Regions from separate parts of the Homo sapiens genome. Here region 2 is linked to region 1. A link is a contact called in ENCODE Hi-C or POLR2A ChIA-PET data. All regions are on one chromosome and are shown on one strand. Each heading gives the region's core, a stretch centred on a gene start or an enhancer-like site at or near the end of the contact. The rest is flanking DNA. Distances are from core to core; before and after follow the strand shown.

Evidence for each region. Hi-C counts contacts between places; a loop is a spot of excess contacts on that map. ChIA-PET counts read pairs that join two places held with the same protein, here RNA polymerase II (POLR2A). Pooled maps may share reads with other maps.
Region 2: POLR2A ChIA-PET joins it to region 1 with 11 read pairs in SK-N-SH. The contact joins two enhancer-like sites. A Hi-C loop is called at or near these places in 1 of 50 pooled maps. POLR2A ChIA-PET finds 5 or more read pairs at or near these places in 2 of 52 experiments (OCI-LY7 and SK-N-SH).

What each region holds. Positions count from the first base shown.
Region 1 is chr2:2,842,336-2,849,256 of GRCh38, forward strand. No RefSeq gene overlaps it. Among named protein-coding and RNA genes, the nearest start is that of LINC01250, 280 kb to the right of the region's middle. RefSeq lists an enhancer at 1-312. Within about 2 kb of position 5,181, at least 7 of the 41 ENCODE cell types and tissues checked have a DNase peak (open chromatin) inside an H3K27ac peak, as active enhancers do.
Region 2 is chr2:2,900,132-2,906,919 of GRCh38, forward strand. All of the region lies in intron 5 of LINC01250 (long intergenic non-protein coding RNA 1250), which reads right to left. Among named protein-coding and RNA genes, the nearest start is that of LINC01250, 220 kb to the right of the region's middle. Within about 2 kb of position 1,305, at least 5 of the 41 ENCODE cell types and tissues checked have a DNase peak (open chromatin) inside an H3K27ac peak, as active enhancers do.

The DNA.
Region 1 (6,921 bases), core at 3,931-6,430:
CCATCTCAGCAGAAGACAGGTGCCATTCATGAAGACAATGGGGAGATTAGCCAGAACCTAGTGTCCATGACCACGGAAGAATGACCTCAAAGGAGTTTCAGAGCCTGAAGAGTGGCATGGCATCAAAGGAGAGGCCACAGCCACCTAGCCCTGTCACACATCTGAGCTCTACTCCCCGCACTCAGACACCAAGCTGCTCGGCGGTCCCAGGTGTGGCTCTGGTGGGCTGGAGGGGAATGTAGTTTGTGCAGAAAGGCTATGAGAGCATGACTACCTCCACCTAGATTGTTCTAGAGGGTTCTAGAGAGTAACATGACCCAGGCAGAGGGGTGTCTGGGACAGGGCAGCTGCAGGGAGCCCCCACTAGGGCAACGCCCAGTGAGGCCATGGGCGTAAGGCTGCTCAAAGCCATGGGAGTGGGGCTGCCCGGAGCCTTCAGCACCCAACTCCTGTGTGACAAAACTGTGGATTGGGCCCTGCACCCCAGGGTGCCTGGAAGGTGGGATCCAAGCCCCATTGAGCCCGGAGGGCAGAGCATTGAGCCGATGTTGATTCCTGATCTTTAAGGCCTTTCTTCTTCCCTATTTTTGCCCTGTGGAATACAAATGTCTGTACTACACGTGCCCCACAACTGTATTTTGAAAGCACATAAAACGTTTCATTTCACCAGCTCATAGATGATGAATTTGCCTCAAGACGCAAACCACCTTTGAGTCTCACCAGTATCTGATTCAGGTGAGACTTTAGACTTTTGCATTGCTGCTGAAATTAATTAAAACTTTTAAGGATGTTGAGATGGAACGAATGTATTTTGTATGTGAAGACATGAATTAGGAGGGTTCGGGACAGAATGCTATAGTTTGAATGTACGTATATCTCCAAAACTTATATGTTGAGATTTAAATCCCAATTTGATGGTATTAAGAGGTGTGTCCTTAGGGAGGTGATTAGGCCCTGAGGGCTCCACTGACAAGAATGAGACTAATGCCCTAAGAAAGATGCTTCAGAGACCTTCCTAGTCCTTTTGCCTCTTCTGCCCTGTGAGTGCATAATGTGCAGCCATTCTGCCATTGCTCCATTGTGCCTTAAGCCATGGGAAGACACTGCAACAAGGTGTCATCTTGGAAGCAAAGAGGAGCCTCACTGGACACCGAAGCTGCCAGCACCTTGATCTTGAACTTCCCAGCCTCCAGAATTGTGAGAAATGAATTTCTTATTTACAAATTACTTGGTCTAAGATATTTTGTTATAGCAGCATGATCGGAATAAGAGAGTTATTTTATGTATTTATAAAAACACAATGTTTCATCGCACTCCCTAAGGCTCGTGGTAGGGTTTGGGAAGTGGGCCATTTTACACCAAGAGTGGGAAGAGACAGACATGCAGATGTCTCCCTGAGCTTTTCAAGAAGCCTGAAGTCTGGTCATTGTTATCCTGGTTAGTCTAGTTAAGACCCTGCCTAAAATCACAGGCTAAGGAGAGCATGCCAAGAGTCATTCCCTCCTTAAGGGCTATGTTCCAAGGGGAAAAAATCACTCTATATAGATGCATCCTCAGATGAATGAAGATGTGGCCTCAGATCCTAGAGCAGGGAGGGGGCCCCCTTAGTCTTCACTTAGTCTGCCCCCTTAGTCTTTGCTTAAAATGCAGTGGAATATCCTAGTTAGTTTAGGAAACTTCAGAGACCCGGTAAGGCCACCAACACTTCCACACTCAGGGCAAGAGTCTCTATGGGAAATGGAGTGCTCCAAGTTGCCGCAGGTGCAGCGTGCGAGCTCAGTGTGCGCGTGTACATACAGGGGAGTGCAAAGCAAGCACTCGTTTGCATAGAGCCTCTCCGCATGCTCACAGACACACAGAGAAACGTGCACAGAGCCACCGCCTCTTCAGGAAACTTCCAGAGGCCCTTCCAAGTAGACCACTGGGTCTTCACCCACAGACTCTGCATCAGGGTTTCAGGATGTACCCTATCCTCAATGTCAAATATAGTGGCTTACCTGGTTGAAAGCTTCCACCAGGGGGCAAGATTTTCCATTCCACAGTGAGAATCCAGGCCCAATCCTGCTACAAGGAGACACATCATGCCTTTACCTTCCATGCAGATGTAATAGTGGCAAGGCAAATGCTCTCCTTGACCAGAGCAAAGACATGGGGAAGTTAGGGCAGAAGAGTCCTGCAGGGAGCAAAAAGAGGCGTGAGGGAAGAGGCCAGGCAAGGCAGAGTGTGAGGAGTGAAGCCCAAATCAAGCCTCTTGGACCTCAATAGCTGTCAAGGTCTTATCTTGGCTACAAATAAAATATTGCATTTTAAACCCCCAAATATGCCAAGACCATCCTCTGCCTCTCTGTCTCTAACCTTTCCAGACTGAGCTCTAGGATGCCAGGGAAAAGCAGCAGGGCAGTTAATTCCCGCATTCCTTCCACCTACAGCAGGCTCTGGGAGTCCAGTACATGCAGGGCCTGGGGGACAGCAGAGCCCCACCTGAGACAGAGGCTGAGCTCAGCAGCCAGTCAAACCCGGTCTGGTTCTGCTTCCAGATGAAAACGTCTCTATGTTAGTGTGTTTCTACACTGCTATGAAGAAATACCACAGAATGGTAATTTGTAAAGAAAAGAGGTTTAATTGACTCACAGTTCCACATGGCTGGGAGACCTCAGGAAACTTATAATCATGGAGGAAGGCACCTCTTCACAGGACAGCAGGAGAGAGGATAAGAGCCAGCAGGGAAAATGCCAGACGCTTATAAAACCATCAGATCTCGTGAGAACTCACTCACTATCACGAAAACAGCATGGGGGAACCATCACCATGATTGAATTACCTCCACCTGGTCCCACTCTGACACGAGGGGATTATTACAATCCAAGGTGAGATTTGTGTGGGGACACAGAGCCAAACCATATCAACCTCAGACCACCGCAGTCAACAGTGCAGCCAATGTTTCCTGGAATCGTTGAGCAGACATCAAATGGAGTAGCTGCCTTTTGTGTAGAGGCTGTGGTATGGATGTCTCTACGTTGGACCCACACTTGGCATCATGCAAGTCACACCTATCAGACGCATGACAGAGATGAAGCCAGCTGGTCCCGAGCGTGCCTATGCCTGTCCATGTCTGTGCTGCCTCGCTGCAGGCATGCACTCTCCTGCCGTGCGCTGAGGTGGACGCTGCATGGCTGGGACATTCTCTCTACCTGTCTCTGCCTCTGTGTCTGTCTGTCCCCCACACACACATGTGCGTACACACACAATGTTGCTGGTCCCTGTCCACTAGAATGCACTCCATGTGATGACTGTGGATCCTACCACGACCAGCACCAGAAATAAGGCACCAGCACAGCTCAGGAGAGGAACTCGCCCAGGTTTTGAAAGATTTGATCCATCATCCTCACTTTGAGTACAAGTCAAAAATAAAAACCTCCAGAGGCCAACCCTTTTTAAAATTCATTTCTTATTGCCTTTCTTTTTTCTCTCCTTTTCCTCTCTAGATGGTGGCAGCAAAATTCAAAGCAAGAGAATCCCCAGGGAAAGGACAAGATGGCAAGACCCAGCCTGGGGTGGCCACGGCCCTCCTCTCTGACAGGATCCTTCCCTGGGAGGTTTTCTCTCAACTTCTACACCCAGAACTGTCTCCAAAACGGGAAGCGTGTTAGCTGGAAACGACTCGTTCCTAGCAAGGCTGCTCCATCTGCATGGGCTCGGCGCTGCTGGGATCTGGGATCCGTCCTGACTTGTGATTCTGGTGCTGTTGCCTTGGGATCCTCGCTGAAATGCCAGCCACTACGTTGGCTCCCTTATAATCACCTCTTGCCCACTAGGGAAGGTAAAATAGCATCGAATCAGGAGGAGGAGGCATCGGAAGCACTGTGATGGGGACGTGGTTAGGTTTTCTTCCTCCAGCCCTGAACAGGAGCCTCTGAATTTTTCAACAGCTGTCTTTGCCCCTCTTGGAGAAAGCCCCGTCTGTTCCCCCTTCCTCACTGCGTAATCCTTCCCATACGCCCCTGCTCGCTGCCATTTCTGAAGGACACAGGGGGCTTCTGTTACCTGAGCCCTTTTTCCCTCACAGATGCCTGCAGGCTGAGGCTTGCTGGGGAGGCCTCTTCAAGGGACGCCTAGCCCCTGGACATCATCCAAGTTGGCAGCTTCACCACAGAGCTGCTGAGAGAAAGGCGCGGGGGGCAGCCTGGGCTGGCCTGCTGAGCCAAGATAAAGCTGCAGGAACCTGCTGCTGCCAGAAGGGATGTTTGCTGGGTTCCCACAGGTGACCAATGCAGGCAGAGACCAGCCAGGACTCCAGCTCAGGGACAGTGATGGGCACAGGGTCACGCAGGGCTCTAGGCTTGGCCCAGGTTTTGAGCCAACAACACCAGCTGCCTGGTGGTGGGAACAGACACAAGCACCAGGCTCAGTTTTCAAAGCTCTCCTCCTCCTTCTCCTGTTATTTAAGGTCATACCACATTGGAAGTGAGTCAGGCAGGTGGAGCCCTTTATGTCCATGAGGCAGGTGCAGCAGCCCAGGGAGGCAGGGTGGCCTTTCCCAGGAATAGCCAGCGTCACCTGGAGGCAGAGCCAGGCGAGGGCTGTGTGGGTGGCTCCCAGCCATGTGGACAGCAGGCCTGACTGTCCCTGTCCCCATGAGCCTCATGAAGGTGCCGCGGATCCGTCCAGGCGTGGGTGTTGTTCTCTTCCGGCCCAGCCTTCTCCCTCTTTCCACACACACGATTGGGCCAGCATCTCCCGTCTGCTGCCATCTCCTCTGCTGGTGGGGGTGCGTCAGCTGACCCTGTGCCCTCTGGCCTCATTTTTCATGGGTGTTGCCACTGTCTGGCTGTCTGCCCCTTCCCACATTAACTCTCACCCTCTGGCGGCAGAGACCTTGTCTTGCCCATCTCTGTATCTCCAGCCCCCAGTGGCCCTCAGTGCGCATTTGCCAAGGGAAATATATGCAAAAAGTACATTTGCATATCACAGCCCTGTGAGGCAGACACACCCAGAATCATTGCTCCTGCTTTGCAGAGAGGGTCTGTCCCTGGACCCCGTCTTTGACTGCTGGGGCCTGAGGGTGTGGGCGGACAATGAGGCACATCAGAAGGAAGTAGAGAAGGGAGAGTGAGAGCCTGTCTTTCGTCCAGCTCCCTCCCTGCAGGGCCACCCCTGGCCAGCCTTAGACCAAAGGACACAGATGCCAGCAAATGTCTCTGCCAGCCCCCGGGGCTGGCAGGTGGCCTCCCTCCCAGCCACACTCAGATGCCATGGCTGTGATTACAAAGAACACAGGGACCAGGGCACTTGGGCTCTGTGTGACAACCCTGTGCAGCTGGGGACACACACACACCACAGCATGCCACATATACATACACACACACACATCATACACACCACAGCACAGCACACACACAAACCATACACACCACAGCACAGCACACACACACACAAACCATACCCACCAGAGCACAGCACACACACAAACCATACACACCACAGCACAGCACACACACACACACAAACCATACACACCATGGCACAGAACACACACACAAACCATACACACCATAGCACGGCACACACACAAACACAAACTATGCACACCACAGCACAGCACACACACAAACACAAACTATACACACCACAGCACACACACAAACACAAACTATGCACACCACAGCACAGCACACACACAAACACAAACCATACATACCACAGCACAGCACACAGACACACGCAGACCATACACGCCATAGCACAACACACACACACAAACCATACACACCATAGCACAGCACACACACACAAACACAAACCATACACACCACAGCACAGCACACACACAAACACAAACTATACACACCACAGCACAGCACACACACACACACAAAAACCATACACACTACAGCAGAGCACACCACACGCACAAACACAAACCATATACACCACAAAGGAGCAAACCACACGCACAAACGATACACACCACACCATAGCAAATCACACACAAACATACACACATATACCATACATACCACAGCACATCACACACACACACAAACCATACACAGACCACAGACACCACACACTACACACACCGTATCACACATGCCATGAGTGCATGCCACATGAGTGCACGCCACAAGCATGTACCCCACATGCACACACATAGACACACACACCACCTTTCCCACCAGCACAGCCGCCCTGTGGTTGGAGGAGGCTGGGAGTGGTCTTTGCTGTTTTTTGCTTAGGAAGCTGTGAGCCCAGCACAAGTCCATGTGTCTCCTCCCCTGCGGCACACTTTATCTCCCCCCGTCCCCCACCTCCCTCTCCCATCCCCTCTCTCTCTCCCCACTGTGGTCCTGGGCTCAGGCTGACAGGAATCCTAAGAGGCAGGGAGAATGGAAAAGAGACGGACTGCAGGGGCAGCTGGGGAGACACCAGCTGTTCACAGAAGACTAGCAGCCAGGCGCCCAGCCTCACCAGGAGCTGAGCAAGGCCAAGGAGAGAGGAGGGAGAGGGGAGGGCCTGGGGGTGATGGGGAGCCAGGGAGGGAGGGAGGACTGTTGAGAGGGCCTGGGTGGGGGAAGGAAGCCAGGGAGGGAGGGGAGGGAGGGAGGACTTGGTGAGGGCATGGGGGGAAGGGAAGCCAGGGAGGGAGAGCAGGAGAGGGAGGACTGTAGGGATGGACTGCGGGGAAGGGGACCCAGGGAGGGAGGTGGGAGAGTAGGACTAGGGGAGGGCCTGTGGGGGAAGGGAAGTCAGGAAGGGAGGGGACGGAGAGAGAACTGCAGGGAAGCCTCCAAGGCTCAGCCCTTTCAAGCAGGGGCTTCCTGGCCTGGTCAAGGCAGGCACCGCCCTTTCACTCCCCAAAGCTGTCCCACCCAGGGTGGAGGAGGTCAGTAAAGGTCAGTGGTCTGGTGTCTCTGCACCTGT
Region 2 (6,788 bases), core at 55-2,554, 54 kb after region 1:
AATTGAGCAGCTTTCCTTCCTGATAACAGACCACTGGCCAGGGGGCCAGGGAGTGGTTCTGGCCAGTCTAGAAGGATGAAGAATAAGGGTCTTCATGTCTTCTGCTGCACCTTTTGAAAGCAGAAAACTCTACCCTCAAATCAAGCTATCAGCACCATTTTTCTTTAACATGGGTCGAGGAGGCATGAAGCTCAATTGCACGTGCCTGCATTTTTCATTTCATAAATATTCACGACTCCTCCTATAGCTTATTGAATATTTATATTCAGCAACCTCACTCACAAAAAATCCCTGTTCCCTTTGCCCCTGCCTCCTAGTGTCTGTTTCCAGCTTCTGTCTGGAGGCTACACTTCCCAGCCAGTCAGAATGGCTGGTCTGCAGGCTGCAGCCCTTTAGGAGAAATGAAGCTCTCCTTTCCAAATTTATAAACCTCAGTGTTCTTCAGTGACAGGGTAATCTGGTACCTCAATGTGAAGGCACACTATTTCATCACAGAAAAAAAATACAGTAGAAAAATAGAGACTAGTCTTTATGTTGAATGTATAAAACTGTTTATATGTAGACAAGTAAGAAAGGTAGGTTACAAACAGTAGGTATGGGATGAATCACTTCAGTCATAAACAAACAAATGCACACAAACACATATGCCCATAGAATAATAACCATGAATTTATTTCCTCAAACACCTATCTCTATGGAAGGAGTGTTTTAGTTTTATTGTGGGGCTCCTTGTTTCTTCTCATTTTCTACAGTTCATATTAGTAATTTGCAGTCCTACTGACAAATATTATTAAATACAAATAGATCAACCCAAGTGAATTTGATAACTAGTAATGAATCGAGTCAGGCTTTATTGTTCATTCTTTCCTGCCTCACTTTACATGAGCCCCTTAGGAAATGCCAATGAGAGAATACACAAGTGGCATAGAATATGCATGCTGAAATGACTCCTTTTGTGAATAAGTTAATCCCAGAGAAGGCAAGTGACTTGACCAGGCTCACTCAGTGTTAGAACAGAACCTGGGCAGAGTCTCCACTTCCTGATTTAACTCAATACTTGGAAAAGGCCCTGCCACAGAGGACAGGTGTTTTCTTCTTCATAATTACAAAGTAGGAGAGAAGAACTTGGAAACACTAGTCTTACCAAACTGATAACCTTTCTGATATCACTGATGGTCCACTCGCCCATCAGTGATATGTAAAATAATGGGAGGACTGTTCTTCAATTTTCTTTAACACTGATATGAATTCTAAACACAGAGATACAGTAGAATCTCGAGGCAGCATCTTTTGTCGTTTCTGATAAGCACGAGTGCTTTGAGTGTTGTCAAAATGTGGAACTGCAACTCACAGAGGAGGAGGCTGCCAAAGCAATGAGTTTCAGCTTTGCTGTGAAGTCTGACTTGGTTGAGGAGGGCAATTTGCCCTCCAGGATGGGGTGCAGTGTTTAAAATACTTGTCACATGAAGGCAGTGTCTCAGCCCTCCCAGAAGCCGCGATGCACCCCCAGCTACAGCAGGACTGCCTTCACTGCTTCCTACACATTTCCCATTTGCTGGGTTTTGAAAGTCATTATGAAAAGAGAAGCCTTGAAAGAGAAAAGGAAAGCAAATTTCATGGTACAGTCTTTGTGAGCAGCTCTCAGCAGGAAGCATCTCCATGGTGACCAAGGTCTGCTCCTGGACGTGGAAGAGGCAGTCACCACCCCCTAGGTTAGAGGAGACACAAGTTGCCAAATATTAACAGGAAAGACAAAGACTTTACAAAACTTTTTGTGGGTGTTCTCATTCACTCTAACGTCTCATCCAAGGTCTGCTCATGCCTCACAGAAAAGAATGTGACTTAACCTAGACAACACCAGTTCTTCAGGTAAGACATCACAAGCCATCCTCAGGTGGCCAGCGAGGTTCTCAGAAGATCAAGGCCATGGAAGTTTCTCTCCAAGAGCTGTCAGTGGTGGGGAGATCAAAGGCCTCCATTCATTCAATATTTATTCAGCAAATATACAGAATCAAGAATCAAGCTGAGAGCTGAGTTCAGTAAGCCAGGGAGTCATCCAAACAGGTCGCAAAAATCAAAGGGGAGGTGAGAAGCAGGTATCAGAACTCAGCGCCAACTGCCAAGGGAGGGAAGGAGGACCTGGGAGGTTCTGCCGCCCAGGCTGGAATCCCAGGCTCTCCCCACGGCTGTGGTGCAAGCCTGGAAGTGACGAGAGGAAGGCTGGACCAGAGGCACCTCCTGATGGGGCACTCCTCCCCACGTGCTTTTTCAAGAGTAAGGGGGACAGAACTGCAGCTCTAGCCTAGGAGAAGCAGTGCCAAGGGTGATTTCGAGGGAATCAAAGCCTCACTCCCACTCCAGGAAAGGCACAGACCTGCTCAAAAAACATCCGAATGCATGTCTGCACAGAGGGTCTGCACAGAGGCAGAGAAGCATGAGAGGAGGAAGATATGATGGCCTTCACCCAAGGAGCATGGCAGAAGGTACTTCTGGTCCACTAGAAGTCATCCACACTGGCTGGATGCCACTATCCTCTTCTTTTTCTTCAAGCCTCTAACAGGCATATTGCCTGGTCCTGCACTGACCCCTCTCTGTATGAGAGCTCTTAGCTTCAGCTCTGTCGATGGCCTCCCTGGTTCACAGGAATTCCTTCCTGGCTTCCTGTCCCCCTCTCGCCTTCTCCTCCCACCTGTCCTTTTGTGCCGTATGCTGCGTTTATTCCAACTTACCAGTTCTGCAAAAACACTTCAGCTTTGAATATGCTGCTTGCTTTGCCTTAAATATAAGCCCGAATTGTCCTCCCTACTCCACCTCGAGGTGCACATGAGCCATCCCCTGCTCTCTGCTCAGCGCCCTGTCTGGTTAGCTGCCTCTTCCTGACATGGAGTGGAACCCCACACAGGCCATATCCCAGCATGCACCACTTCCCTCTGCGTATATGTCTGTCTTCCCTACTGGCTGGGACTGCTTTGAGGACAGTGACTGTGCTGTTTCTCTCTGTGTTCTCAAGGCTTGTGTAGCACAGGCCTGGCATGCAGTACTAACTCATCATCTGTGGTCTCCATCCCATTACAGCCATCACAGAGCTATATCCCAAGCTAATCACTGTGGGCCTGGCATCTGTTGTCCCTGGCATCTGTTGTCCTCTGCCCAGGGACATCTCATGCACACAGTCAGACTCTCTGAGGAAGGCCCCATGCCTTTGGCATTCCCCTTTGCAGTCAGCGTGCTGCAGACACTCCATGAGCAAGACCCCTTTCATTTCAGGGCAGGCCAGAGTTGTCACTTGCCTACTGACTGCTGAGTGATTTAACCGTAAGATCAGTGCCTGTACCTTGTAGGTGCTCAAAGAGTGTTTGTTGTATGAACAATGGAGGGTGTATGTGAGCTCTCAGACTCTCCCCAACTAGCAGTCAGAATGAACCTTGTTTCAGGTTCTGCCCGGCTGCTGCTGGCTCTGTACTATGCGACCAAGTCCAATAACATGAGACAAATCACTTCACATTTCTGTGTCTCCATTTTCTAGTCTAAAATTGGGATCATAATCTGTCCACATTTTTGGGGGGTTTTGTTTGAATTTCAATGTAAGACCACATATATGAAAAATCCTTTTAAGCTCTAGAGCACACCATTCGATCATTCAACAATGCCTAGCAGGTGCCTACCATGTGCCAGACACTGTTCTAGGAACTGAAAATCGAATTGTTTTTTAAAGTCCCCCCAAACATGCCTTTTCTCTAAGCTTTTACATAACACAAATTTCCTGCTTAACGCCCCAGACTACTTCATGGTAAATACATAAGATGCGTTTATTAAACATTTGCTGGGAAATAAATGTGTGCTTGCAACAAATTCCTTTACAGTGAATACATCTTCTCAACAAAAGCTTGTTTTCCTTATCTAAGGTCGCAAAGAAATCACTTACTTTACTCTCTCACCCCATATACATAAGTACCTGCTATTTGTCAAGTGGTCTGCTAGCCCTGGAGGTAAAATGAAAAGCCAGACATATTCCCTGCTTTCAAAGATTACACAATCTATCCAGGGAGATGGACAAATAAGCAGAAAATCATCCTAGAATATAACAACTCTAAAACATCTCAATAAGTGCTGAGATCAGGGAGGTCTTCCAAGTGGAGGTGGCCCTTGAGCTATGTCTTAGAGGATGAATTTGAGTTTTCTGAGCATTGAGGGAGAGGTAGCCGGTCCGAAGAGCACAGCATAGGCAAGGCCCAGTGGAACGAAGGGACAGCTGGTCAGCGTGGCTAAGAGGCTGCCTGGGTGTTGGGAGAGAGACCAGGGAAGAAGCAAGCCAAGGCTTACGCAGCGCCAGAGGACTCACACTCGATCCCAGGGCAGCAAGAAGCTACTGAAGGATCCCAGCAGAAGAGGGCCCACATCCCATCCAGAGACAAGAAACGAATCTCTGCCAGCGTGACAGAGGATGCTCTTATGGGTAGGAGTGAGGAGGTATGTCCAGAGGCAAAAGATCAGAAATGAAATCATTTGGGAAGAGTCACAAGCTTTTAGATTGACAAACTGAGAGCTAACCTCAACTATTCACATTTATTTACCCCTGTCTTCAAAAGAAATCCCTGTTCCACTTCCCCTCACCATCTTAAAAAACCCAACCATTTCAAGTCGAGATACCCCAGATTATCCTTGGGCCAGAATAAATGCACACAGAGAGAATCTGGGACTTCCAGAGTAGGCATGAGGGGGTACAGAGTCCAGGCCCGACCTTGCTTCCGTTTGTTGGCGTTTTTGCCGCAATGCGGCTGGAGCTCTGCGGGGCCACAGTTCCCTGTACTGGAGCTCCACTCTCGGGTGCAGTCCTCACACAACCACGTGCCATTTGTTGTCAGAATAATTAACCAGAATGGAAAAGCGAGTTCATTAAGATTTGACAAGAAGATACCAATCCCAGCACCCAGACCTCACCAGCTTTCATGAAGAGCATGGCAGAGTGCAGGGAGCTGGCTGCCTCTGCCTGCAGATGGGAAAGCATGCAGCCATCCCATGGGAAATCAGCCATGGTTCTCAAGCTCTGTCCCCAGCGGAACACGTGTGCTCTGACCTTAGAATGGACTAGTGGAGAGTGGAAAGGGCAGCAGGTTCGTAGTCAGAAAGACCCAGGGCTGCAGGTCCGTAGTCAGAAAGACCCAGGGCTGCAGGTCCGTAGTCAGAAAGACCCAGGGCTGCAGGTCCGTAGTCAGAAAGACCCAGGGCTGCAGGTCCGTAGTCAGAAAGACCCAGGGCTGCAGGTCCGTAGTCAGAAAGACCCAGGGCTGCAGGTCCGTAGTCAGAAAGACCCAGGGCTGCAGGTCCGTAGTCAGAAAGACCCAGGGCTGCAGGTCTGTTGTCAGAAAGACCCACGGGTCTATCCTTCGTGCCACTTCTTTCTTTAGGACCAATGATTTAACTTTGCTGAGCCTTGGATTCCTCATATAGAAAATAAGGACAAAATTACTTTTCAGAACTATAAAAAGGATTCATTGTAAAAGAAGTAAAATACCAGCCAGGTGCAGTGGCTCACGCCTGTAATCCCAGCACTTCCTGGAGGCTGAGGTGGGCGGATCACCTGAGGTCAGGAGTTCGAGACCAGCCTGACCAACATGGAGAAACCCCATCTCTAGTAAAAATACAGAATTAGCCAGGCGTGGTGGCGGGCGCCTGTAATCGCAGCTACTCAGGGACTGAGGCAGGAGAATCGCTTGAACTTGGGAGGCGGAAGTTGCAGTGAGCGGAGATCGCGCCACTGCACTCCAGCCTAGGCAACAAGAGCGAAACTGTCTCAAAAAGAAAAAAAAAAAAAAAGAAGTAAAATACCTAGCAGGGTTCCTGGAAGGTAGCAGATGATTAATAAAGTGGACTTAATATAATCTCACTTCTGTATTGAGGCCTTATCTTAAACCTTATAATGTTAACTTTTATCTAGTTGATACTACATCATATAATAAATGGAACATGCTTAATTTTCGTTTTCTATCCTGTGAATTGTCTTAAATTTTAGAGCCCTCTACCAGTTTCCATGCTAAAAGGTGGTAGAAGGCAGTGTCTGATTGAGTGCAGAATTATGAATCCTATCGTTTTAGATCTGCTGCATCACCACTGCGTGGTGAGAGTTCCACCAGAAGCAAAGCACCCCGACTTCAGGCACCCATCTTCCCGGGCAAGTGCGAAGCCTCGTTCTGAGTGAGAAAAGCACAACACAAGATACAGGATAACACAGCTGAGCTAACTCTCTGCAACAGATTTGTTCCAGGAATACTGGATGAGATGTATTTTGTGTGACTGAATTCTCTTCTGAAGGCCCAATGGGAGGTGAGTATTATATCAACTGCTGCCTGGACACCCCCATTCCTGCTCCTCCTGACAGTACACCTCTGTCCCCTTTGGCCAGAATATGTGCCCATTCCCCACACCCACTCGTCCCCATCTGAACGGTCCCTAAGACTCAGCCCACAGCCGCCCACCCTACACCTTCCTCCACCCCCTCTCCCCAGCCCACAGCCACCCACCCCTACACCTCCCTCCACCCCCTCTTCCCAGCCCACAGCCACCACCCCTACACCTTCCTCCACCCCCTCTCCCCAGCCCGCAGCCACCCACCCCTACACCTTCCTCCACCCCCTCTTCCCAGCCCGCAGCCGCCCACCCTACACCTCCCTCCACCCCCTCTTCCCAGCCCACAGCCTCCCACCCCTACACCTCCCTCCACCCCCTCCCCCCGGCCCACAGCCACTCACCCCTACACCTCCCTCCACCCCCTCTTCCCAGCCCACAGC